Regions from separate parts of the Mus musculus genome. Here all the other regions are linked to region 1. A link is a loop called in an ENCODE intact Hi-C map of the cell type or tissue named here. Cell type or tissue: left cerebral cortex. All regions are shown on one strand. Region 1 holds the start of Edil3 (EGF-like repeats and discoidin I-like domains 3). Region 2 overlaps Hapln1 (hyaluronan and proteoglycan link protein 1). Region 3 has its middle 200 kb from the start of Gm34699. Region 4 has its middle 89 kb from the start of Gm34585. Region 5 overlaps Edil3 (EGF-like repeats and discoidin I-like domains 3).

Evidence for each region. Hi-C counts contacts between places; a loop is a spot of excess contacts. Peaks named below come from ENCODE experiments on the same cell type or tissue, not always from the same donor. Only the 100,000 strongest peaks of a DNase experiment are listed, where the experiment ranks them.
Region 2: a loop joins it to region 1, with 4 times the contacts of the local background. A loop is called at or near these places in 7 of 42 quality-filtered maps.
Region 3: a loop joins it to region 1, with 4 times the contacts of the local background. A loop is called at or near these places in 3 of 42 quality-filtered maps.
Region 4: a loop joins it to region 1, with 10 times the contacts of the local background. A loop is called at or near these places in 2 of 42 quality-filtered maps.
Region 5: it touches region 1 in a loop (5-fold over the local background); 3 of 42 quality-filtered maps call a loop at or near these places.

What each region holds. Positions count from the first base shown.
Region 1 is chr13:88,819,321-88,824,320 of GRCm38, forward strand. It overlaps Edil3 (EGF-like repeats and discoidin I-like domains 3), which reads left to right and starts at 2,152. Exons shown (of 11, transcript NM_001037987.3): 1 at 2,152-2,728. The coding sequence starts at 2,662. Gm38504 (a long non-coding RNA gene) reads left to right here and starts at 4,904. Exons shown (of 2, transcript XR_382711.3): 1 at 4,904-5,000. In left cerebral cortex, a CTCF peak has its summit at 1,901 (motif pointing right); DNase peaks (open chromatin) are centred at 1,663, 1,884, 2,390, 2,923 and 6 more places; H3K4me3 peaks cover 3,254 bases; H3K27ac peaks cover 3,474 bases.
Region 2 is chr13:89,540,964-89,545,963 of GRCm38, forward strand. All of the region lies in intron 1 of Hapln1 (hyaluronan and proteoglycan link protein 1), which reads left to right. Among named protein-coding and RNA genes, the nearest start is that of Hapln1, 2.8 kb to the left of the region's middle. In left cerebral cortex, a CTCF peak has its summit at 2,270 (motif pointing left); DNase peaks (open chromatin) are centred at 1,513 and 2,256.
Region 3 is chr13:89,332,655-89,337,654 of GRCm38, forward strand. No RefSeq gene overlaps it. Among named protein-coding and RNA genes, the nearest start is that of Gm34699, 200 kb to the right of the region's middle. In left cerebral cortex, CTCF peaks have their summits at 2,070 (motif pointing left) and 2,292; DNase peaks (open chromatin) are centred at 2,052 and 3,513.
Region 4 is chr13:88,607,663-88,612,662 of GRCm38, forward strand. No RefSeq gene overlaps it. Among named protein-coding and RNA genes, the nearest start is that of Gm34585, 89 kb to the left of the region's middle. In left cerebral cortex, no CTCF peak of the experiment used is centred here; a DNase peak (open chromatin) is centred at 3,115.
Region 5 is chr13:89,321,696-89,326,695 of GRCm38, forward strand. Edil3 (EGF-like repeats and discoidin I-like domains 3) reads left to right here. Exons shown (of 11, transcript NM_001037987.3): 11 at 1-1,530. Among named protein-coding and RNA genes, the nearest start is that of Gm34699, 220 kb to the right of the region's middle. In left cerebral cortex, no CTCF peak of the experiment used is centred here; DNase peaks (open chromatin) are centred at 2,726 and 3,155; H3K27ac peaks cover 660 bases.

The DNA of each region.
Region 1 (5,000 bases):
ACAACACTTCATAAAGAGTGTCCTTTATAGTCCTCACCTCAGTTGTTTGGACATAGATTATGTATTTTGATGTGGCTTTATGTCTATCGGAGTATTTAAAAAGCAAAGCAAATGAACAAGGAACCCATTTTTGTAAAAAGGAAATGTCTAATAGTCTAGATTTTGACAAAAAGTTAACATTTTGACATGCTTCTTAGTATTACATATTATTGGTAAAGTGGAAATTGTAAATAAAATAAAGCAAACACAATGTTTATCCTATCGTCTCCTGTTGTCTAGCTCATCATACAGTACAGGCTGAGGTCCTGCACTTTAGGATTTGCCAGAATCCTTTGGAAGGGATCCCTGAAAGATAACTTGTCATTTTCCAAGTTGGAGACGGTCTTTGGAAAACACATATCACAGCAGGAGTGCACATTCAGAGTTAAACTGAAGTGACATACAAGGAAGCAGCATTGGTAATTGACTAGAATGGACTTACAACTCTAAACAATACTCTCCTTAACCAAAAGGGCTGGGTTTAAACAGAAAGTACTACAAGGAAGTGACTCTTCCTTTCCTTGACAAGACAATTTTTTTCCTTTTTTTTTTTTTTTTTTGGTTGTTTTTTGTTGTTGTTATTTTATTTCTTTACATTTCAAATGTTATCTCCCTTCCCAGTTTCCTTCCTGAAAACCCCATATTCGGTCCCCCAGCCCTTCTGGCTCCCCCACCCAACCACCCACCAACTCCTGCCTCACCATTCTAGCATTCCCCTACACTGGGGGCATTGAGCTTTCACAGGACCAAGGGCTTCTCCTCGCATTGATACCTAACAAGGCCCTTCTCTGCCACATATATGGCTGGAGTCATGGGTCCCTCCATGTGTATTCTTTGGTTGATGGTTTAATCCCTGGGAGCTCTGGTTAGTTTTTTAAACATGTATTGTCACCCTCTCACTCAGCATGGGAAACATGTTTTATTGTGGTTGGTGTTTTGCCCATATTACACATTACTTCTCTCTCTTGCCCTCATTTGGTTTTATTTCTCAATTGGTTTGCATGTCCTCCCACCCTTGATATCACTCCAGACAGAGAGATGGTACAAGATGAGGTTCCAAGGACTTGAGGAAGAAATAAAGAAGTTTCATGGTTGTCTCCTTTCAGCATCTAATCCTGAGAGTGACAATTTTCTTCATTTCTTCAGTTTCTCTACGCATGTGTTTATATCCTCCTATCTCCCTTCCTAATGGTGACTCGGGGAGGGCAGAGAACCCTGTTTCATTTTGGTACTTGGTACCACAGGAATTGAATCTACAGTAAGCAATCATTCTAACTGAAAAACAGGGGAGAAAGTACAATTGTAAGCCAGAGGCTTTATTTTCAGTTCAATCACTTTCAGTGCAAAATAAGCCCATTTATTTTAGTTTTGGTGAAGAACAGCGAAATTTGATCCACCTGAGTGATGTGTCAAGAATCTGCTCTTTCCTCTGTTTTTCTATGACTTCCTTCATGTGAAACAGATGTCCTGCTTACATGCCTCCCACTTGCTTATGCCCTTTCTCCACTGAGAGCAGATGAGCCCACAACCTTTCTCTTCAGCCCTGAGCAAACTGATTTGCAGGCAGAACAACAGAGCAGCAGCCTGTCTTGCCTGTCTGGCTCCTGACTAAATCGTGACTCCTGAGAAACTGAGACTTCTTTTAGCAGTCTTGGGTCTCACCAAGCTTGAGGCTCCTAGAGCCACTTTGTGAAATCTCTTAACTTCCTTTCCTGGCAGTCCTGAAGTTCAGTGGACTCTTTTGTACACTTAACCATAAAACCAAACCTGGAACCAACACTTTCGGACATCTATCGTATTCCCTTAACCTTAGAGTTTGCATCTTAGGTGGAGAAGATGTGGAACTTAGCAGATAGTGGCAGGTATCAGTCAGGGTGTGGCTGCGGCTGCCTCCCTTTCTCTTCCAGCAGAAGGAGCCACCTTCCAAAGCTGGGGGAGAGAGAGAGAATGGGGGGGAGAGGAAGAGAGAGGGAAGGAGGGAGAGAGAGAGAGAGAGAGAGAGAGAGAGAGAGAGAGAGAGAGAGAGAGAGAGAGAGAGAGAGAGAGAGAGATTGGAGAAGGCAATAAGAAGAGGGAGGGTAGGGGGGCGGGCCGCCGGGGGCGCCCAAAGCCAGCTAGGCTCAGTCTCACACGCGCGCCGCCACTGTTTGTACACAGTGCGCTCCTGGCCTCAGGCTCGCTCCCCTCCAGCTCTCGCTTCATTGTTCTCCAAGTCAGAAGCCCCCGCAGCCGCCGCGGCAGCAGCGTGAGCCGTAGTCACTGCTGGCCGCTTCGCCTGCGGTGCGCGCACGGAAATCGGGGAGCCAGGAACCCAAGGAGCCCGCGCTCCGCCCGCTGTGCCTCTGCTAGGACCCACTCGCAGCCCCAGCCTCTCTCAAGCGCACCCACCTCCGCGCACCCCAGCTCAGGCGAAGCTGGAGTGAGGGGTGAATCACCCTTTCTCTAGGGCCACCACTCTTTTATCGCCCTTCCCAAGAATTTGAGGAAGCGCTGCGGGAGGAAAGACGTCCTCTTGAATCTCTGACAGGGCGGGGTTTACTGCTGTCCTGCAGGGCCGCCTCGCCTACTGTGCCCTCCGCTACGACCCCGGACCAGCCCAGGTCACGTCCGTGAGAAGGGATCATGAAGCACTTGGTAGCAGCCTGGCTTTTGGTTGGACTCAGCCTCGGGGTGCCCCAGTTCGGCAAAGGTGAGGTGGCTGGGCAGGGGTCCCTGGATGAGGGACGGGCGGGGAGCACCTTTGGAAATGCCGCTCAAGGGGCCACAGTGGGTCCTCAGTGCGTGCACGGCGTGAGGAGCGCTACGAAAGAGGCGATGCTCCCTGGATACCCTGCCAAAGTGCTAGCAAAGTCCGTGTGGAGTGCCCCAGGCTGAGCCTGGGAAGAGGGTGCGATCTAGAAAATAAGAAGATTGAGGGGGTGTGAAGGGGTTGTCTTCCTAGGCTTTTTTTTTGCTAGTGATTCCCTGCGCGACCCCTGACTAGCAAATATCAATGTTCTTGGCCGATGACAGCGGACAGGGTTGTGAGGTTGTGATAGAGACCTGACAGAGCTAAGTGTGCTGGGCCATCATCTAGTAGGTGCTAGAATAGCCTGGATAACCACCGGGCGGTAAGCTGGATGCAGTGCTCTGGTGCAGGGACAGGGGTGGGGGTGGGGGTGGGGGCTAAGGGGTCTGTCAACCTGGACCCGATATTGAGAGTTCATACTGCCAATGAGAAAGAGAGAGGTCTACTAAGTCGCTAGCTTTCTCCCCAACCCTCCTCTTGGGCGCGTGACTTCAATTACAACAGCTCAAACAACTCTCTTCTCCTCCAACCCCAGGGGGCTTGAGCATTATTTTGTACTCCCTCTGGGTAAGACCTTAACTCTTGGTAATAGATGGCTGTGATGTGCAAACCAACCTTCATGCGTCCCTGGCCCAGGAGCCAAAAAGTTGTTCAGATTTGTCTACCTGTGCCTTTCATGGTTTGCATGTAAATAGGAAACTAGCATACAAAACAAAACCTAAAATTTTAAAATCAGTGAGTCTCCGGGTGAGTTGTTTAGGTGACTTTCAGGTCCTTTTGAGAGATTAGGCTTTGTCAATATAAAACCTGGTCAGAAACCTTTGTCTGCATATCAGCGGGTACTGAATTGGAGCCAGGAAGCCAAAGAGAGAGAAGGGGTTTCCAGATATTGGGTGGCTGTGCCCTTTCTGCGTTTGTGAGTACAGAAGGCCCTTCTGAGAGAGATTTACTAGAATCCTCCACAGATAGCAGTAAGTAGAGAGCTGATAAGCTACAAGGATTTGAAACGTTGTGGCTCTAGAAGTATTTGGAATTAAAAAAAAATGCTTTGACTCGAATCCATTTGAGATTAGACTAGGCATTGCATGGATACTCTACGCTACACCTATGCACTACCTATGTATGCGCTTCGGAGGGATGGACTGTTGGGGACTATCCTTCAGAAACCTGTGTTGCAGCCAGATGCCAATCTCTTTGGGACTCAAGTGGTGGGTAGTTCTGGTCTTCTCAGCTCCCCAGGATGTGACTGTTTTTCCAGGGGTGTAGGTGTGTGGGATCTATTCCAAACCTGCTCTGATAGTTGCCTCGCTGAGGCAGCCACTCCAGTGAAGGTTAGCATATGGAAATGTTTTCGGAGTGGGTCGCCTAGACTCCAGTGGTAAGGAAAGAACAGGCTTCCAAAGCTGATATTTCCTGGTTTTTTTTTTTTTTTTTTTTTTTTTTTTAAATTTCTTGTCTGAATTCCCTCTGCACTTTGATGCCTTAGCTGGTAGGGAACTGTAAGAACCACAGGCACTCCCCTCTCCTCCTATCCCCGCCTCTGTTCCCACCCCAAATAGGAACACACACATACACTCGCGAGCGCGCGCGCACGCACACGCACACACACAAACACACACACACACACACACACACACACACGCGCTCGTGGGTGCACTCACAAGCACCTACTAGGCAACTCCTCTGCCACTAAGTGACCCTTACCAATGGTGACTGGAAAGCTAGAGGACCTATTGAGTGACTGAGCTTGCCAGAAGACTTCTCCTAGCTAGAGTTTGGGAAGGAAAAAAAAAAAAAATTGCAGCTGCTCTGAGCTCTTAATGATGCCCACGCCGAGGCATCTTTGCCACCAGTCAAGTGGACGATAGCGATGTTGCCAGGGCTTTCCAGTGTGCTGCTAGAGACAAAGCTCGGGAAGCCTACCCCCTCCATCCTTCAGACTGATCCTTTGTAAGCCACCCTGCGGGTGGAGGGCGGCAGCTTCTGAGAAAGAAACGGACCGATTTGCATAAGCTTTTTTTTTTTTTTTTTTTTTTTTTTTTTTTTTTTTTTTTTTTTTTTTTTTTTCTGTTAAACTTGTGCCTCTCTAATTTTCTCCTCCCGGACCTCTGCAGAAAGCAGATCCGAGTTTGCTTGATAGTTCAAACAATTAAACTTTGGGAAACTTACTGAA
Region 2 (5,000 bases), 720 kb after region 1:
TCTTGGTGCCTTATATATTTCATAGCACTGCGCATATAATGTATGTACGGAGTAAACAAATTTTCTTGTTTTCTTCAGTCTTTATTTAACATAGCACCTCCACTTTTTAAAACTATTGTCAGATAAAATAGCATCGCAATAAACAGGTTCAGTCTAGACGTGAAGAAAGAATTAACTCAAGTTTTCCTAGCTTTTGCAACTGTTGCTATTAATCTGAAAGGCACACGGTTTCAAACGGTGGCTTTTCCATCTGTACTTCAACAGGCAGTTTTATAGCAGCCGAGATGAGAGTAAGGGGTACAGAGTGCGGATGAACTGTGCAATGAGAATGTCCATCCCAGAGTTACGACTTCTCTCTGAGGGGATGTATAGGTTTACGTGAAAAAGAAAGTTACTTCCATTATAGCTAATACCTATTAGATTAACAGCCTTTGAAACGTCAGATTGTGGGTAATTCTAAAATTCTGAGTAATTTTAAAGTTAGGAACAGATAATTATAATGCATTGGGTTTTTTGTTAGGAGTTTTTTTTTTTTTTTTTAATTTGTCAATGGACAATATCAATGTCCTAAAAGTATTCCAAACCGTAGCTGTTAAGAACACTTTTTAAAAAGTTGCCCAAAGGACTTATTTGCACGTTGAAGCTACTCATTAATGAAAGCAAACCTGTAGTCCTAGGGTTGGATTAAGTTGTCCTCTTCTGTTGAATATGCCTGTTGTGTCCAAATAATACAGTCTGTTCATTTGAAAATAAGTTGTTTTATTTTCATTTATCACTGGAAAAGTACACAAGGTAGCCAGTACATTTGGGGAGTTTGAGGGTGGAAAATGTTCCTGTAAGTGGTCCAGTATGATGTCATGAAATCAAACATACTGGCTGGCTTCTTAGAACCGAATGGTTATTAAGAAATAAAGTCTGTGAATTAATTTCCTAGTAAATGTAATATTTATTCATTCCAAATGTACTTTCTGGTAACCATTTCTATTTGATTATTTCAGTATGCTAAGTTTTGAGTAATGTTATACACATTTTAATGATATAAAGTAGAACTATTATCTAATGAAAATATATCATCAGGGATTTATTTATTTATTTGAATGAGAGTATTTTCATTTTATTTAATGAAACAGAATGTTTGTCAAAGGACTCTTGACTAGTAAGTTTATGTTTATATATTCATATATGAGTATATGTGAATAGCCTCTTAAGTTATGAAATTAGTTTAGTTCTTTTTTCCTTTGAGTGACTTCTTTAATAAACTCTAAATTGTTTTAAAATAGAAAAAATAAATAAAAAGTAAATTTTCTGAAGGCTAATTGAAGGGTCATGCCAACAATCTTAAAAGACCAGTGGTCCATGGGAGGAACGCACCCAGAGGCCAGTATTCCAAACAGGAGTGCCCGCCCAGTGGGCCCTGGCTTTCTGTGAGAGGGAGAACATGGTGTTCTTATGAAGTGAGCCATTTACTTCCAACAAGGCTCTGTCTCTGAGAGGAATGACTGACACTAATTTAGAAGTGCTGAAGAAACCTTCACGGAGAAGAATCGATTCATTATGTCTCTGGTGGTTTCAGTTCGTTTTCCTTCCTTTGGGAGCAAGAAACACATCCAGTATAAATACATTCAGAGTATACAGAAAAATATCTTATGGTGGATAGGGTTCTGAACAGTCCTCTCTTTTAGACTTTTTGGTGTGGAGTACTGGTATTTCCTAAAGACATTGGACTGTCTTCATCTTCGTAAAGATGAACACAGATCATATTCAGGAGAGGGATCCCTTCAGAAAATACCAGTATTCATTTCCTTTTATCCCAGACATATATTTTTCCAGATTACAGTTTGAAGATTAATGGTATCCCACCAATTAAAATTCCAGTAGCAACCAAGGGCAAATTTGGAAACAATTTTTTTTTTACATCACAACCTTCTGTTGCTTCCAATTAATTTCTAAACTACCTACAGTCATTACTACTAACCACATCACTTAGTCTATGTCATTTAAATTTACTTACTCTGTCATTCAAAAGGTAACAAAATGTTAAAGGAAGTAAGAGACAAAAAAAAAAAAACAACAGAATATGACTATGCTAGAGATTTTAATCAATATTGTCTGAGCAGGATTAGAGGAAACAGCTGATTAAACAAATATTAGATGTAGCGAGGGCACGATGGTATAAATTAATATCACAGCTCTTCATTTACTGTATGAATGGAAGAGTCTGTAAGTTAGGGTGAAGCATGGTCCCTTATCGCCACCTAGTGGACTTATACAGAAGGCTTTCTTACCAGCCTCTATAAATTCACTGGTTTGGGGGTCAATTACATAAAAATTGACTAGTTTGTTTGGTTGATACATTTTACCCTTAACTAAGTGACAGACTGGGGAGTGGATACTAAGAATAGAAATCAAAACAAGGTTAATTTGTATGTAGATTAAAAGTCAAGGTCTGTCTGAGCAGTTTAGTGAATTACCAGTGGAATTCCTAGTGGAAATGTAATTGAGGTTACATTTCAAATCACTTTACTCTCCATTGCTTATTAGCTGTCAGCTCTTTGCCTTATAGAGGAGATAGTTTAATTACACAACTCACATCTAATGTAAAGATATATCATTATACAGTTCAAGGGAAGGTAGAAAGATAATTGTCCTAAATTAGTTTCTCAAATAGAAACAAATTTTTGTATATTTTCTTGTTACTAAGTCTGTCTAGATAGGGAACTGCTGGTCTAAAGGGTAACAGAGACACCAGTGCATTTTACTGAATAATCTTTATGTTTTTAAATAAATTGACAAGAATATCCAATATAGTTTTAGGTATAAGATATATTTTATGAGATTCTCTTAAACACTAATAATTACTATAACAACATTATGAACTAACCAGTACCCCAGAGCTTTTGTCTCTAGCTGCATATGTATCAAAAGATGGCCTAGTCGGCCATCAATGGAAAGAGAAGCCCATTGGTCAGGCAAACTTTATATGCCCCAGTACAGGGGAACGCCAGGGCCAAAAAATGGGAATGGGTGGGTAGGGGAGTGGGGGGGAAGGTGTGGGGGACTTTTGGGATAGCATTGGAAATGTAATTGAGGAAAATACGTAATTAAAAAAAAAAAGAAGAAGAACAAGTTGATCCATCCTTATCGGTCACATGAAATTTTTTCCCAACATCAGTTTTTTATTACATCTTTTCTTTATTTACATTTCAAATTTTATCCCCTTTCCTCATTTCCCCTCCAACCCCCCCCCATATCCCATCCCCATTTCCTCTGTCCACTAACCCACACACTCCTGCTTCCTGCCCTGGCATTTTCCTACACTGGGGCACAGAGCCAAGGGCCTCTCCTCTCATTGATGTCCCACAAGGCTCTCCTCTGCTACATATGTGTCTGGAGCCTTACATATGTTACATATGTGTCTGGAGCCTTGAGTTCCTCCATGTGTACTCTTTCGTTGGTGGTTTAGTTCCTGGGAGATATGGGGATGCTGGTTGGTTCATATTGTTGTTTCTCCTATGGGGCTGCAAACCCCTTCAACTCCTTAGGTCCTTTCTCTAGCTCCTCCATTGGGGACCCTGTGCTCAGTCCATTGGATGGCTGTGAGCATCCACTTCTGTAATTATCAGACACTAGCAGAGCCTCTCAGGAGATAGCTACATCAGGCTTCAGTCAGCAATCACGTGTTGGCATCCACAATAGTGTCTTGGTTTGATGGTTGTATATGGGATGGATCCCCAGGTGGGACAGTCACTGGATGGCCTTTCCTTCAGTCTCTGCTCCACACTTTGTTTCCATATTGCTTCCCTTGAGTATTTTCTTCCCTCTTCTAAGAAGGAGTGAAGCACCCACACTTTTGTCTTCCTTCTTAAGTTTCATGTGGTCTGTGAAATGTATCTTGGCTATTCCGAACTTCTAGGCTAATATCCACTTATCAGTGAGTGCATACCATGTGTGTTCTCTTGTGATTGGGTTACCTCACTCAGGATGATGATTTCTAGATCCATCCATTTGCCAAAGAACTTCATGAATTCATCATTTTTAATTACTGGGTAGTACTCCATTGTGTAAATGTACCACATTTTCTGTATCCATTCCTCTGCTGAATGACATCTGGGTTCTTTCCAGCTTCTGACTATTATAAATAAGGCTGCTATGAATGTAGTGGAGCATGTGTCCTTATTACATGTTAGAGCATCTTCTGGATATATGCCCAGAAGTGGTATAGCTGGATCCTCAGGTAGTACTATGTCCAGTTTTCTGAGGAAGTGCCATACTGATTTCCAAAGTGGTTGTACCAGCTTGCAATCCCACCAGCAATGGAGGAGTGTTCCTTTTTCTCCACATCCTTGCCAGCATCTGCTGTCACCTGAATTTTTCCCCTGTACACATGGGTCACATGAAATTTTAAAACAGAGACTTTGCTTTTGTGAGGTTCATATGATAGAAAAAAAAATCTTCCTCAACAAGTGTGTTTGCATGCAAAAACACGGTTTGACAGAGGCAGTAGGCTATCATTGGAGGTCCATTCTGGGTACTCCTAAGTCAAAACACCTTTTCTCTAAGAATTATTATGAATTATTACTCACATAGGTTCTGTGCAAGATATACAACCTAATGGTAGATGGAAATTAATAAAGATGAGTTGTAAATTCCAATTGAAAAGTATAGTGCCTCATTAGAAAAAAAAATAATCTGATGAATGTGTCCCGTGCTGAGCAGCGAAGATGCACTAGACAAGTTAGTCAGGCCTGCCTTCACGAAATAAGAACCCTCCTGTTCAGGAGTTCCGGGTTTGGGTTTCCTGTTTTTCCTTGTTTGGCCCTGGGACCCACACAGTGACAAAAACTACCCACTCACTAAGTCCTCTTTCATGAATGTCACCAAATTGTAGTCTAAGTTTAACAGCGATGAATGGAGAACCAGGGCCCTCGCTCATGTAAATCGAGATGTCTTTCCTTAGTCTTGCCAGCAATGGGTCATTTTCCATAAGACAAAAATAATAT
Region 3 (5,000 bases), 510 kb after region 1:
TTATTGAGAATAGTTTTTGCTATCCTAGGTTTTTTGTTATTCCAGATGAATTTGCAAATTGCCCTTTCTAACTCCGTGAAGAGTTGACTTGGAATTTTGATGGGGATAGCATTGCATCTGTAGATTGCTTTTAGCAAGATAGCCATTTTTACTATATTAATCCTGCCCATCCCTGAGCATGGGAGATCTTTCCAACTTCTGAGATCTTCTTCGATTTCTTTCTTCAGAGACTTGAAATTCTTATAATAAAGATCTTTCACTTGCTTAGAGTCACACTAAGGTACTCAGTTGACACAGATTCTGGCAAGAATGTGGAGAAAGAGGAACGAACACTCCTCCATTGCTGGTGGGATTGCAAGCTGGTTTCAACCCTCTGGAAATTAGTTTGGCAGTTCCTCAGAAAATTAAACATAATACTACTGGAGGATCCAGCAATACCACTTCTGGGCATATACCCAGAAGATGCTCCAACAAGTAATAAGAACACATGTTCCCCTATGTTCATAGCAGCCTTATTTATACTAGCCAGAAACTGGAAAGAACACAGATGTCCTTCAACAGAGAAATGGATACAGAAAAATTGGTACATTTACACAATGGAGTACTTACTACTCAGCTATTAAAAACAACGAATTTATGAAACTCTTAGACAAATAGATGCATCTGGAAGATATCATCCTGAGTGAGGTAACCCAGTCACAAAAGAGCAGACATGCTATGCACTCACTGATAAGTGGATATTAGCCAAAAAGCTCAGAATACCCAAGATACAATTCGCAAAACACATGAAAGTCAAGAAAAAGGAAGACCAAAGTGTGGAAATTTGGATCATTCTTTGAAAGAGGAACAAAATACTCATGGAAGGAGTTACAGAGACAAAGTGTGAAGCAGAGACTGAAGGAATGATTATCCAGTGACTTCCCCACCTGGGGATCCATCCCATAGACAACCACCAAAACCAGACACTATTTTGGATGCCAACAAGAGCTTGCTGACAGGGGCCTGATGTAGCTATCTCCTAAGAGGCACTGCCAGTGCCTGACAAATACAGAAGTGGATGCTCACAGCCATCCATTGGATGGGATACAGGGTCCCCAATGAAGGAGCTAGAGAAAGTACCCAAGGAGCTGAAAGGGTTTGCAGCCCCACTGGAGGAACAGCAATGTAAACTAACCAGTATCTCCACAGCTCCCTGAGACTAAACCAACAACCAAAGAAAACACTTTGTGGGACTTATGGCTCTAGCTGCATATGTAGCAGAGGATCGCGTAGTCCATCATCAATGGAAGGAGAGGCCCTTAGTGCTGTGAAGAAGGTTCTATACCCCAGTATAAGGGAACGCCAGGGCTACGAAGCAGGACTAGGTGGGTTAGTGAGCAGGGGGAGTGGGGAGTGGATAGGGGGTTTTTGGAGGGGGAAACTAAGAAAGGGGATAGCATTTGAAGTGTAAATAAAAAATATCTAATAAAAATGTTCAAAGCAAAGAGAGAGAGAGAGAGAGAGGAAGGAAGGAAGGAAGGAAGGAAGGAAGGAAGGAAGGAAGGAAGGAAGAAAGAAAGAAAGAAAGAAAGAAAGAAAGAAAGAAAGAAAGAAAGAAAGAAAGAAAGAAAGAAAGAAAGAAAGAAAGAAAGAAAACCCCTGTACTGCTGTACTGGAACCACTAAAAGTACCTTCTATTTCTTTTCATCTCTGTTATACATCAGAGTCCATTTGATCACTCCCAACATTGACCTTACTGGTGCAGCTACAATCTCAAGCTGATGTCATGCCACAATCATCAATTGAGCCCACAATCATGTCTTTCTTCCTGACTTCTGGGATTGAAAGGTTTCATGATCACACAAACTGTTTCCTCTATCTCCATCAAAACATTGACCATTTCCTTATCTCTCTGGGGTAGTTTCTTTCTACCCAGAAAACTGCACAATGCACAAGTTTGTCTTTGCTATCCTTATATTCAAGGAGCCCAGACATTTCCAAGGGGCTGTTCACATACACAGTCCACAGACACATGCCTTGTTTAGTGCCTTTCCTGATACCACAGGGATAGTCATTCAAAGGGCTCCCTCTATTGGCCTTGCGCACTAAAACTGACCTGAACTGGAAACTTAACAAAGTTCAAACTGATTATGGGGTGGATCCCTGGATATGGCAGTCTCTACATGGTCCATCCTTTCATCTCAGCTCCATACTTTGTTTCTGTAACTCCTTCCATGGGTGTTTTGTTCCCACTTCTAAGGAGGAGCATAGTGTCCACACTTCAGTCTTCATTTTTCTTGAGTTTCATGTGTTTAGGAAATTGTATCTTATATCGTGGGTATCCTAGGTTTTGGGCTAGTATCCACTTATCAGTGAGTACATGAGCTAAATACCTAATAAAAAATGGAAAAAAAAAAAAACAAAGTTCAAACTGTTGACAGGAATAGTTATTAGTATGTGTAGAAATAAATAAAAATAAAAATTTGAAAAATTGAAAAGAAACATCGCCCTTTAGACCTACTTATTGTTCTGTGTATGTCTAGTTCTGATTGATGATATGCTAAGCAGATTCTTTCTGAAAAACACATAAACAGGGAGATAAGAAGGTGAGAGAACACACAGAGGTGATGAGAGTTTAGAACGGTGATTCGGTTATACAAAGTCCTCTATGGTAAAGTTTCATCACACTTTTAATTTTAATTAACAATTTAATATGATGCTGTATTTTGCTAATTGTGGGAAGTTTTTATCTGCGGAATGCAAACCATAGAAAATAAGGTTCTCAAGATCTCCACTGAGAATATAGCATTAGGGTTGGGTTGAGTGGGCACCACCGAGGGGAAGAAGATACTTCAGGGTAAGCAGTGTCTATTTTTCTAAGGCCTGTAAGGGTGTAACAATGGATAAGCAATGGCAACTGCAGAAATGAGCCGGTGAGACTTTCCACGGCTGGCTCTATCCATCTTCGTGGTTTAGTAATAGAGCACCAGAACTGACACGTAACAGCAGCACCCCCACATTACCTCCACCAACACCTGTATCCAGGGCAATGAAAACCACTGCTTCAGGGAACAAACTGCATCATTCTGTCCATTCTCTTTTACAGTGATTTCTTCTGTTCTCTAACCATACCACTGAAGAAGGAATCACCCAGCTACAGCTAGCGAAAAAATACTGTGTGTGTGTGTGTGTGTGTGTGTGTGTGTGTGTGTGTCCTGTACCCTTATTCCTCTTATATAGTCTGCTTTTTATATCCCCTTAAAAATCAGAGCAGAATGTCATTTTGTTCAGAGAAAGGCTTAGGGTTGCATTGCTAAAAACTCCTGTTGGGATCTTTCTGTTTGTAATATATTTTGACCTAGTGAGTTTTTTATCTCTGCCTCAGTAACCTTCACCTTATCAGTCAGCAGGAGCCAACTGCTTTCCTTCAGGTGCCGTTCTGACAGGCACAACAGACAGCCCTTGGCTGCCTATCACAGATTTATCCAGACTTCCTTGGTGTGAGGACGCTTTCTGGGGCTATTTACTTTTAGCTGTAGCAGAAAGTCCCTCGCTTCAAAGATCGAGCTGCTATTTCCTGCAGTCAGAAATAGGCTGGATGAGCACACTGGAGCATGGCAATCAGATTCCTTCATACTTAGTGACACGGATGAGGTTGTTCTAAACTTACACAGTGCGGTTCAGCAATATCTGTACATTCATGTAGTTGAAAGTGGTTCAGAAGTAAGGATTAGGTTTAAAATATCAGCTCCTAGCTACTCATGAATTTGGCTTAGAACAGTCTGTTCTAGTTATGCAAAACCACTGCAATAAGCAGACCATTCATAAAGCACTGAATGTGTGTTCATTGTAGCCACATATTTTTGTAAAACTTTTAAAATTATACCATGAAGAATTTGGGCACGAATCCATTTCAAACCCTGATGCTGTCTCAGGGGTGGCCAACATAGCAGTATGTGCCAAAATGCCTTGTGGGTTAATTTTATGACCCTTTTCCTCACCTTGTTTTTTATTTATTTGCTTCATATACAAAAATATCACAATATGATAAAGTCCTGCCCAAGCCTTCAGACTTAAAAAGGCGTGAGCTTACAAGCCCCTTACATCTCATCTTTCCACAAAATCTGATATTGGATTCTTGATACACTCTTTATAAGGTCACCGATCTCTATGATATAACTTTTGAAACACTCCATTGTCGCAGGTTATAAAAGGTCAAGTAAAAGAATATTAACTGACAAATTAATATTATGTGAAACAAGAAAGGATAGCCATAATGTCTACTGCACTTACAATGTGCCAACACTAAAGAAAGATTTCATACATTAATCTCATTTAACTCTTTTAGGAGGCTTATGCGGTCCATAGTAATATTATTTTGGTGCTATACCCTCAGTAGTTAACGTAAATAACTTTAAGCACCCTAGCACCACAGGACAGACACAAGCCATGAACTTGCACAACTTAATCTCCGAGTTTATGTTTTGAAGCATTATTTTATGTGACAACCTTTAGTAATTCATTAAATTGTCTTCCTTTCCTACTGGGCTGTTTATTCAGAAATTGAAAGAAAATAGAAATACTAATTTTAGCATATTTACCAAAAAGAGTTTTGCTTTGAAATCAATTTATAACCCTGTGTTTTCCCCATTGTCTCTTTTTATGTAACTAGAATTCATAAATTTCATCCAATTGTGTCATTCTCAAGGAGTTTGACTCAGAAGAGTTCCCTAAAATGGAAATTAGATTATTTGCAAATGTTGGCCACTGAGAACTTTAACATCTTCTTGTTCAAGACAGAGTGCTACACACATGCTAAAACATGAAAACAAACTGTGACTTAATTTACTGCTCACCAAATAGGCCTACATACCAAGGTCAGAGGAGATCTCAAAATGAGAAAAACTGGAAGACATGTCTATTTTAGTAAACAAGGCAGCCTGTTTGCAAGGATTGCACTTCCTATCTCCTTCTATTCCTCACGGGGCTTTCTGCACACTTCCTTACTTTTCAATGTTCTA
Region 4 (5,000 bases), 210 kb before region 1:
CTAATAGAAATTTAGGTATATGATCTTCTAGAACTAAAACTGACAACCCAATGAATTTGAAAACACGAAATGGATTGCTGAATCTGAGGAAAATAATTATGGCATTCTTAGCAAATGTGACATATGCAGTTAAAGTTTAGCTATTCTGGGGCTCTGCTCTAACAAAAGGCTCAATCTATTCTAGTTAAGCTTTGCAAATACCGACATTTGTAGTATGAGGATTGAACCTATCACACAAAACAATCAATGATTATAACATTGTTACCAAATGTCAGAAGACAAATAGAAAATATCATTTGTCTTATCTTAGAAAATTTATGAAGAAGAAAACAAAAAGAATGAAAAATAAGAGAAACAAATCAGCAAAGAAACAAATAGAAAATAATGTATATTTAAAAGTCTTCATTCCTGAGCCTACTGGTTGATATATAAAGTCATAATATTTTAGATACCAAATAAAATGAATATTCATTATTGCTAAAATTAACCCAACTTAAATAGCATATCCTAAGTCACAAATATAAACATAACAACTCTGTATGAAAACTCAACACAAGAAGTTGTCATTATCATGTGTTTCTCTTGCATTTTTTGTTGTTATTGTTGTTACTGTCATTAAAAAGCAAACTAAGAGTGGTTGTACAAGCCTGCAATCCCACCAACAATGGAGGAGTGTTCCTCTTTCTCCACATCCACGCCAGCATCTGCTGTCACCTGAATTTTTTATCTTAGCCGTTCTGACTGGTGTGAGGTGGAATCTCAGGGTTGTTTTGATTTGCATTTCCCTGATGATTAAGGATGTTGAACATTTTTTCAGGTGCTTCTCTGCCATTCGGTATTCCTCAGGTGAGAATTCTTTGTTCAGTTCTGAGCCCCATTTTTTAATGGGGTTATTTGATTTTCTGAAGTCCACCTTCTTGAGTTCTTTATATATGTTGGATATTAGTCCCCTATCTGATTTAGGATAGGTAAAGATCCTTTCCCAATCTGTTGGTGGTGTTTTTGTCTTATTGACGGTGTCTTTTGCCTTGCATAAACTTTGGAGTTTCATTAGGTCCCATTTGTCAATTCTTAAATTGGACATAGTACTACCGGAGGATCCAGCAATACCTCTCCTGGGCATATATCCAGAAGATGCCCCAACTGGTAAGAAGGACACATGCTCCACTATATTCATAGCAGCCTTATTTATAATAGCCAGAAGCTGGAAAGAACCCAGATGCCCCTCAACAGAGGAATGGATACAGAAAATGTGGTACATCTACACAATGGAGTACTACTCAGCTATTAAAAAGAATGAATTTATGAAATTCCTAGCCAAATGGATGGACCTGGAGGGCATCATCCTGAGTGAGGTAACACATTCACAAAGGAACTCACACAATATGTACTCACTGATAAGTGGATATTAGTCCAAAACCTAGGATACCCAAGATATAAGATACAATTTCCTAAACACATGAAACTCAAGAAAAATGAAGACTGAAGTGTGGACACTATGCCCCTCCTTAGATTTGGGAACAAAACACCCTTGGAAGGAGTTACAGAGACAAAGTTTGGAGCTGAGATGAAAGGATGGACCACGTAGAGACTGCCTTATCCAGGGATCCACCCCATAATCAGCATCCAAACGCTGACACCATTGCATACACTAGCAAGATTTTATCGAAAGGACCCAGATGTAGCTGTCTCTTGTGAGACTATGCTGGGGCCTAGCAAACACAGAAGTGGATGCTCACAGTCAGCTAATGGATGGATCACAGGGCTCCCAATGGAGGAGCTAGAGAAAGTACCCAAGGAGCTAAAGGGATCTGCAACCCTGTAGGTGGATCAACATTATGAACTAACCAGTACCCCGGAGCTCTCGACTTTAGCTGCATATGTATCAAAAGATGGCCTAGTCGGCCATCACTGGAAAGAGAGGCCCATTGGACACACAAACTTTATATGCCCCAGAACAGGGGAACGCCAGGGCCAAAAAGGGGGAGTGGGCGGGTAGGGGAGTGGGGGTGGGTGGGTATGGGGGACTTTTGGTATAGCATTGGATATGTAAATGAGCTAAATACCTAATAAAAAATGGAAAGAAAAAAATGTCAAAAAACAAAATGTATTCTTATTTATTCACCTTGAGTTTCTAAGCTTTGGCCTTTTGATACTTTGTTTCTCTGTAGATTGAATGCAGGTCCTCATTGCTACTAGGCAACTATAACTACTGAAATCATCTCTCAGCACTTTCATATTTAATATTTACTTAATTGTCCAGGTTATTCTAGATCTTGAGGTCCTCCTGCTTTAGTATTCTGAAAAGCAGGATGATAGGATTGTTCTACCACATCCAACTTGAGCCTGTGTCCAAGCTGAGTTTCTAGAGTTGGGGCTTGTAAGAACAATGTCATTGCCCTTGGTGCCCACCATCCATAGTGTCTACATGCCCTGTGGAACAGCAGGAAGTGGAATTACTGATTTGTATGCACTGAGTTTTCATAATCGGCAGCAGCTTAGTTGTTCAACATAAGTATCTTCTTTCTTTTCTTAATTTTTCAGAGTATATTATCTCTTAGGGAGTATATTACTGGTACAGAATATTGGTTTAAATACAAGTTTTATAAATAAATATGTATCCCTCAACTAATAGCTGGAAATATTTCAGAGTAATACATCTCTTAATTTGCATAATGATAACAGGTTTTATTCTTCATATAAATTTGAATTAAAATTTAAATGAGCCTAAAATATTAGTGACCACATTTTTATAAAGTGGGTGCTTTTACACTGCAACAAGGGGTTAATTGAGCATAGACAGTACACCCTTGAGACTCCAAATTGAATAATTTGATTTGTAAACAGGTACTTAGTGTATAAAAAGCCATTACACATGCAATTATCTGTCTTCAATTAATTGTGTTTATCTCCAAGGAGCAACTTGGGAATATTTGCTTCAGTTTCACTGGCTGTAAGGCCTGATGGCTATAAACATTTATTTTACTTATGCTATAGCTTTCAACTTTGGAGAAGACAGTGCTGAAAACTACTATTATGTGCTTGTGAGCAAACCACAGAGAAAGAAAGCATTCATCCTGCTGCAGTTTCAAGTCCTTGTTTAGTCACCTCGTCTGCTGCCCACAAAACACAGATGCTCAGAGCAAAAATAGAGTTCAGTTTCTCTCCTGGACCACAGAACATGGTTTGCAAAATATATGATTGTAGACAAGAAATTTCTCCTCTCTTAGCAACTAAATGTATACCTGTAAAATAGCAAAGGCATGGGTCTTTGTAAGGTTGCTAATCAATTATTCTACTATTAATACAAAGAACCCGACATCAAACATTTCAAGGATGAACAAAGGGAAGTGAAATACAGACCTTAAAAAGAGATTCAAATGTAATTTACAGAGGAGGGGGAACAGAAAAGGAGAGTGGAATAGAGAGAGGGAGAGGGGGGGAGGGGGAGGAGGGAGAGGGAGAGGGAGATACAACATCCACAGTCTATACATTTCCAAATATCTGCTGCGGGAATCCACTATTTTTGTGTGTGTGTGTGTGTGTCAAATTTTGGTTCTGTTAGGTAGATACTTCTCCCCTCCTCATCTTTTATTTTTACTTTTTCCTCCTTCACCTCCTCCATCTCCTCCAAATTCTCTACCAGTTTCCCAGATAAACATAAAGTTAGAAAATGATGATCTGAAGACTATTGGGGAAAAATGTGGACTACCTAGCAGCACTTGATTATTTACTCTCTCCATAGATTCAGTTCAGTGCCTGGGCATTCATAACAAGTAGAATGAATGCTTTGTACTTTTACATTAAACTTTGAAGTCTGATGTCATTTCAGGATTGCTGCCTTTCAATCTGTTCCTTTCTTGACCACACTAAAGTGCAAAGTCTAGTGAGGGAAATCTACTTTTGACATTGTATTATAATATAGTAGAATACTCATTTCTGTTTCTATAGTATATTTAGGATTCGAATTAATAAAAACAGGTACAAAAATGTATACAAAAGTATTTACAGACACTTAAGACCATGTATGTAGAAGCACTTCAATTTGGGCTCTAAAACTACTCAGTCAAGAAGACTGCAATTTCAATGAAACTTAGTTACAGGAAAAGACAGGACCAGAAAAGTTTAAATTTACAAGTATCTGCCTTCTAGCAGTTTGCTTCCCTCTTTCATATGCAGAAGAAGGTGGTGAAAGAGCCCTCTCTTTTCCTTTTCTCTTCATTTTGACTTCATTTTCTCTCTCTCTCTCTCTCTCTCTCTCTCTCTCTCTCTCTCCATGTGTAAATATCCTTTAAGTTTGTAAACAGCACTAAACTACTTTTGAGATATATATTAATATTAATAGATATATATTAATATTATATTAATTATATTATGTTAATATTATATATTAATACTGTGACATTATATATTAATATTAATATGAAATTGTTTAAATTCATATATATTCATAAATATATTTTCATAAATATAATTTCATAAATATAATTTCAGGTAGTGGTATTTGATAGTACAGAATTTACAGAATTTAAGAATCCCTTTGCACCATAATCTCAAAAGGACACATTTTAGAGTTACAGAGTGGGGAAAGATTGAAAGAGGAAGTAGAAGAATAAGCAAATAAAAATAAAATAAAAAATAAAAAATGAGATGTATGTAATATTCTCATTGTATCCCCTTTCTCCAACACATCTAACTACCCATCTATACAGTAATACGTATATAACATAAAAATAAATTTGTTCTTGAGTTTTGTTTTACTGGTATCTTTTTTGTAATTTAAAGAGAGATAACAATAACATGAAATTGGGTGAGTAAGGAGGTGATTAATATCTGGTAACAGTTCGGGAATGGGAGGGAATATGGTCACAATATATCCTATGAAAACATTTTAAAACTTAAAAAGTTTTTTAAAAAGATGTAAACCACTTTATTTTGAACTGATTTAATTGTAACTATCTTGGGTGTTCATGAAGTTTTAAAATAGAGTCACAAATTCC
Region 5 (5,000 bases), 500 kb after region 1:
AGCTGTTTTTCCTTGCAGATTCTTTATCCTTAATATAAAATTCCAGAAATTATGAATAATACGCTGTGCTGAAATACTTTTCAAAACTGTTCTTGATTTCATGTGGCACTGCTGGTACATGTTTAAAATTTGTTCTCCAAAGGAGTTGTTAGTAATGGTATCTGCTACTATTTACAAGGCTGGTGAGAGGCTTTCTCTTGCTTGTCCTCTTCCTCTCAGCTTCATGCGCTACCTACAGCATAGCTTACGCAATGGATATGCGTTTGTCCACAAGGGTGCTTGCACAAAAATTAATGACATGTATTAGGGAGTAGCTTGTATCAGTGGCTTCAAGTCGAAACATGGAATTTTCATTTAGTTTTATTTGCAAGTAAAATTTTACAAACACACAACCTGGAATTCCCTACTCTTCACTATACTACATAATTATTATGAGATAATTTCATTGTATAGAAGATTATGAATTAATTAGCTTTAAAAATATCAATTTCATGTATTTTATTCTAATCATTTGTCACAGACACTAATTCCAACTTTAGGGTTGACTTTCTCTCTGTGAATGTCTTCAGAAAGATAAGAATGGATCTTGAAGACCAGGCATTAATGACTATATCTTTGCTAGACATCAAATTATGAAATATAACATTGAATGTTGTAGTCTGGTGTGTCTGTAAGGACAGAAATAACTAAGATACACATAACTTTTGCAAACTTTCAAGCTGTGTAATATTCCAATGTTGTTGTTTTTTTTTTTGTAGATATACTTAAATCATGTAGGATGTTGTAAACTCAGTATGATCCTGTCTAGTCTTCAAACTTAAAATAAACTTTTGAAAAACTGTGCTACTTTTGAAGTTGTGTTTTAAACATCTGTGTAAGAATGTACAAATTGTCTGTGGCTGCCCTTAACCTTCAACATATGATTAGCTTAATTTGTATTTATATAGATTAACTAAATGCACAAAGAAAAAGAGATTATAATTGTATAATTATTTTAAAATATAAGACTGCAAAAGTGGTTTTGCCAAGATTATAAAAATGTATAAATTTATCCATACCTTTTTATTTGCAGAGATTTTGCAAAATATTAATAATCCAATTGTTTTCTCCAAATATATATTTAGAGTAGTATACTATAAGACTGATAAATCTATTATTATTCATACAACATTTCTATTGCTTCTATTGTTCTTTCAAATTTATCATGCTCAGGAGTATATTGAAGGAAGCTGGTTGGTAATAAGCTACAATGTGACATGAATAATACATATTAGCCTCTAACTCCAGCTATTGCTTAATGAAAGTCTGAACATGTGGCTTCTTTAAGAACAGTCTTTTCTGGTTCTGTAGAAGCCACGAGTAAAAAGGGGATGTGTAACTCTAACACTTCAATATTTTCTTAGGATTAAAAATTTAGAGTAAAACTAAAGATATTAAAAGTTGTTTTCTTCAAGCAGATCTCTGGTAGATCAAGTTTCATGGTTTTGTATACCAACATGTTCCTATCAAAGTAAATTTTAATATGAATGCATCAGTGGAGTTCCATTTTTTTTTCCTTATTTCTACATACACAAGCATACTTAAATGCATTTTATTAAGTAAAAACAATTACTGGAACAGTCTCAATATGCTTGCAGGTGAGCTATGAAAACAACTCTATGGGGTAAATTTTATTATAATAGCGGATTACTTAGAGGAGAACCTTCAACTAGGAGGAGAGCAGCTGATTCAAGATGCAAAAAGAAAATAAATTCTTAGCATTCCAAGGAGAAAAGGCTGACCAGTAGGAAACCTGTTAAAACTATGATAAATAATAGGATCCATCAGTACAACCTAAAAAGTAATACCTACAATTTCAGTTTTGAGTTTTGAATGCATGACTCTAAGTAAATAATTTTTTTCAAAGTTCAAGTAAAGAGGGGCTGGAGAGATGGCTCAGTGGTTAAGATCATTGACTGCTCTTCCAGAGGTCCTGAGTTCAATTCTCAGCAACCACATGGTAGCTCACAACCATCTATAATAAGATCTGATGCCCTCTTCTGGTGTGTTTGAAGACAGCTACAGTGTATTCACATAAATAAATAAATCTTTAAAAAAAAAAGAAGTAAAACTATTAGTGCCCCAAATATAAGGCTTTCTCTTCTACCAATGTTAGTTTTTAAAAAGTTAATGAACTAGGCAATTTATAGGTGTGTGTGTGTGTGTGTGTGTGTGTGTGTGTGTGTGTGTGTGTGTGTGGCAATATTGCTTTTGAGAAGCAAAGGGAGTTTTACTGAAAGAGGGAAAGAGAAGAATTGGAACATTTTGCCAGTGGAAAAACATCTCAACTATTCTAAAACAAAATGCACTGCCACATCTGTCTTTACAAAGTCGGAATGCCTAGAGTAAGTGGCAATTTCTCTATTGATTTTGAAGGAGAAAATAAGATTCTTTGATGCTCTTCTAGTAGCTACCTATAATTCATACTGGGCAGTTCACCATTGCTGCCAAGAAAGTACTTTCCACAGTAAGCAAGTCATACTCCCTCAAAGAGTTATTTCTATTAGTTGAATTTGGTAGCAGAAAAGAGAGAACACTCTTGGAAAAGGCACCTCATTTATGTTTTTTCATGACTTGCAGAAGTCGAATGAGTCATTTGAAACCACAATTTCTATAGAAAGATGGTGTAGTCACACCAGCAAATGGTTAGCACATCTCACTGTTAAGCATGGCATATGGTGATTGCCTCTGATATAATTTTGTTCTTAAAGATATGAGTCATATTCTTTCATATTTATATAAGCCCCCATGACACCCTTCCTCTGCCTACATATCAGTATGTTAGTAACGCTGATGAATTGCAAGGTAAGCTCAGCCCACTGCCATCTGCATGGGAGTAGCAGCAGTGAGACCAGTGGTACATTCAAACAATGTGCTCCCCATGGCCAGAGAGGATATGAGAGTCACATAAACACAGAGGTTGACATCAACAGGAAGATAGATGTCATTGATTGTGTAGGTCTGATAAGAACAGGGATGATAAAGTAAAAATCACACTGACCAACAGAGTACCTAGATCTATGCATTTCTTTTTTTAAATAATCATTTTAATCATTTAAATTTCAAATGATATTCTCCTTCCCAATTACTCCTCCACAAACCCTCCATCACAACCCCCTTCTGCCTCCCTCTCCTTTGCCTCTTTGAGGGTGCTCCTCCACGCACTCCATCACTCCTGCCTCACTGCTCCAGCATCTCCCTACACTGGGGCCTATAGCCTCTACAGGATCAAGGACCTCATTGATGCCAGATAACACCATCCTCTTCTACATATGTATCTGGATCCCTGGAGCTCTCCATGTTTGCTGTTTGGTTGATGGTTTAGTTTAGTCTCTGGGAACTCTAGCTGGTCCCATTAATTGATATTCTTCTTCCTATGTGGCTGCAATCCCCTTCAGCTCCTTTAGTCCTTCCTATAGATCTTCCATTAGTGTCCCTGGGCCCAGGATGATGGTTGGCTGTGAGTATCTGCATCTGTATTGGTCAGGTAGAACCTCTCAGGGAACAGCCATTACAGGCTTCAGTCAGCAAGTGCTTCTTGGTATCAGTTTAGTGTTTACAAATGGGATAGGTCCCTAGGTGGGGCTGTATCTGTTCCATTTTGTTGTTGTTGTTTGTTTATTTGTTTTTTGTTTGTTTGGTTTTTGGATTTTTTTCCCTGTATTTCCTTTGGACATGAACATTTCTGGGTTAACAATTTTAACATGGGTAGATGGCCTCATCCCTCAACTGGGGGCTATGCCTATGTACTGGAGGTGGTTTCTGCAGGCTCTATCTCTCCTTTGTTGGGTATTTCAGCTAAAGTCATCCCCGTTGAATCCAGGGATCCTCTCGATTCTCTGGAATCTTGTGTCTGGATACTTTCTAGTGTCTACCCTCAGTTTCCCCACCTTCTACTACTATATATTTCTATCCAATTTTCAAACCCGCTGTACTTCTATCCTGCCAATAGTTTTCCACTCTTTGTCATATAGGAAGCATTCAAAGGATAAACCAAATAAAACGTAGAATTGTCTCCTTTCAGCAAGAAAGGTCTACAGACCAGTGAATCTGACCAACTAGATTGCCTGTGTGTTTAAAGATCAAAGTATGTTCTTCCTAGGCCTGAGGAGAGGAGTCATGAAACTAAGCAAAGGCATTAAAGGTAGCAAAGCACAAAGGCAGCAATAACTGTGCTTGCTTTCTGGGCTTTGGAGCTTTATCGTTTATATATGTTAAGTAAATACTTCTTTACTTAACATACATCAGAAACATTCCCAAAGATGCCTATTGAATGGTATGAATATGCTGATCTGATGCTTGGGTTATGGGACCTGAGACTCCAAGTACATATTTAAATAATAGTAAAATAATAATTCAAATAGTTAACACAAGTAAATGAGTGAGCTGAAAATTTTTAAAAATTATATTCCAGGACATAAAAGAAATAGAGGGGTGGGAAAAGGAAATGATATTTATAACTATTTTGTTTATCAACTATAGCTTTGACTGTATATTTGTTCTTGACACAATAATCACAATACAGCTTATTTTGAAAACCCTAGGACACAATCATAAACATTCAGAACCATTTCAGCAGTACCACAGTGCTGCCCTGTAGAGTTGGTGTTTGTTGGTCACGGGGTTTTTGAATGATTAGTAGCCAGCATGGCTTTCCCGGATGAATTGGATGGATCCCATCAATGAGAAGTTGCTTATGGCTTGAAATGGAGAATAGTTTGGTGCTAGAAATGTGAAAAGATTTCTAAGAGGAAAAGAAAACACAATAAACAGAGAATTGTGTGAATTCCTTCTACCTGGAAGGCAAAGCTCTTTATTCTGCTCTTCTATAAAATACTGTTGGGACACTGACTCTTCCCTTGTTCAGTTTTTTCTAGATTTTGTTATGGAGCATCAGAGTCAAATGTCACCTGAAGGTAGCTTTGTGGGACATGCGTTAAGGTTAATAACGTTAGACCTTC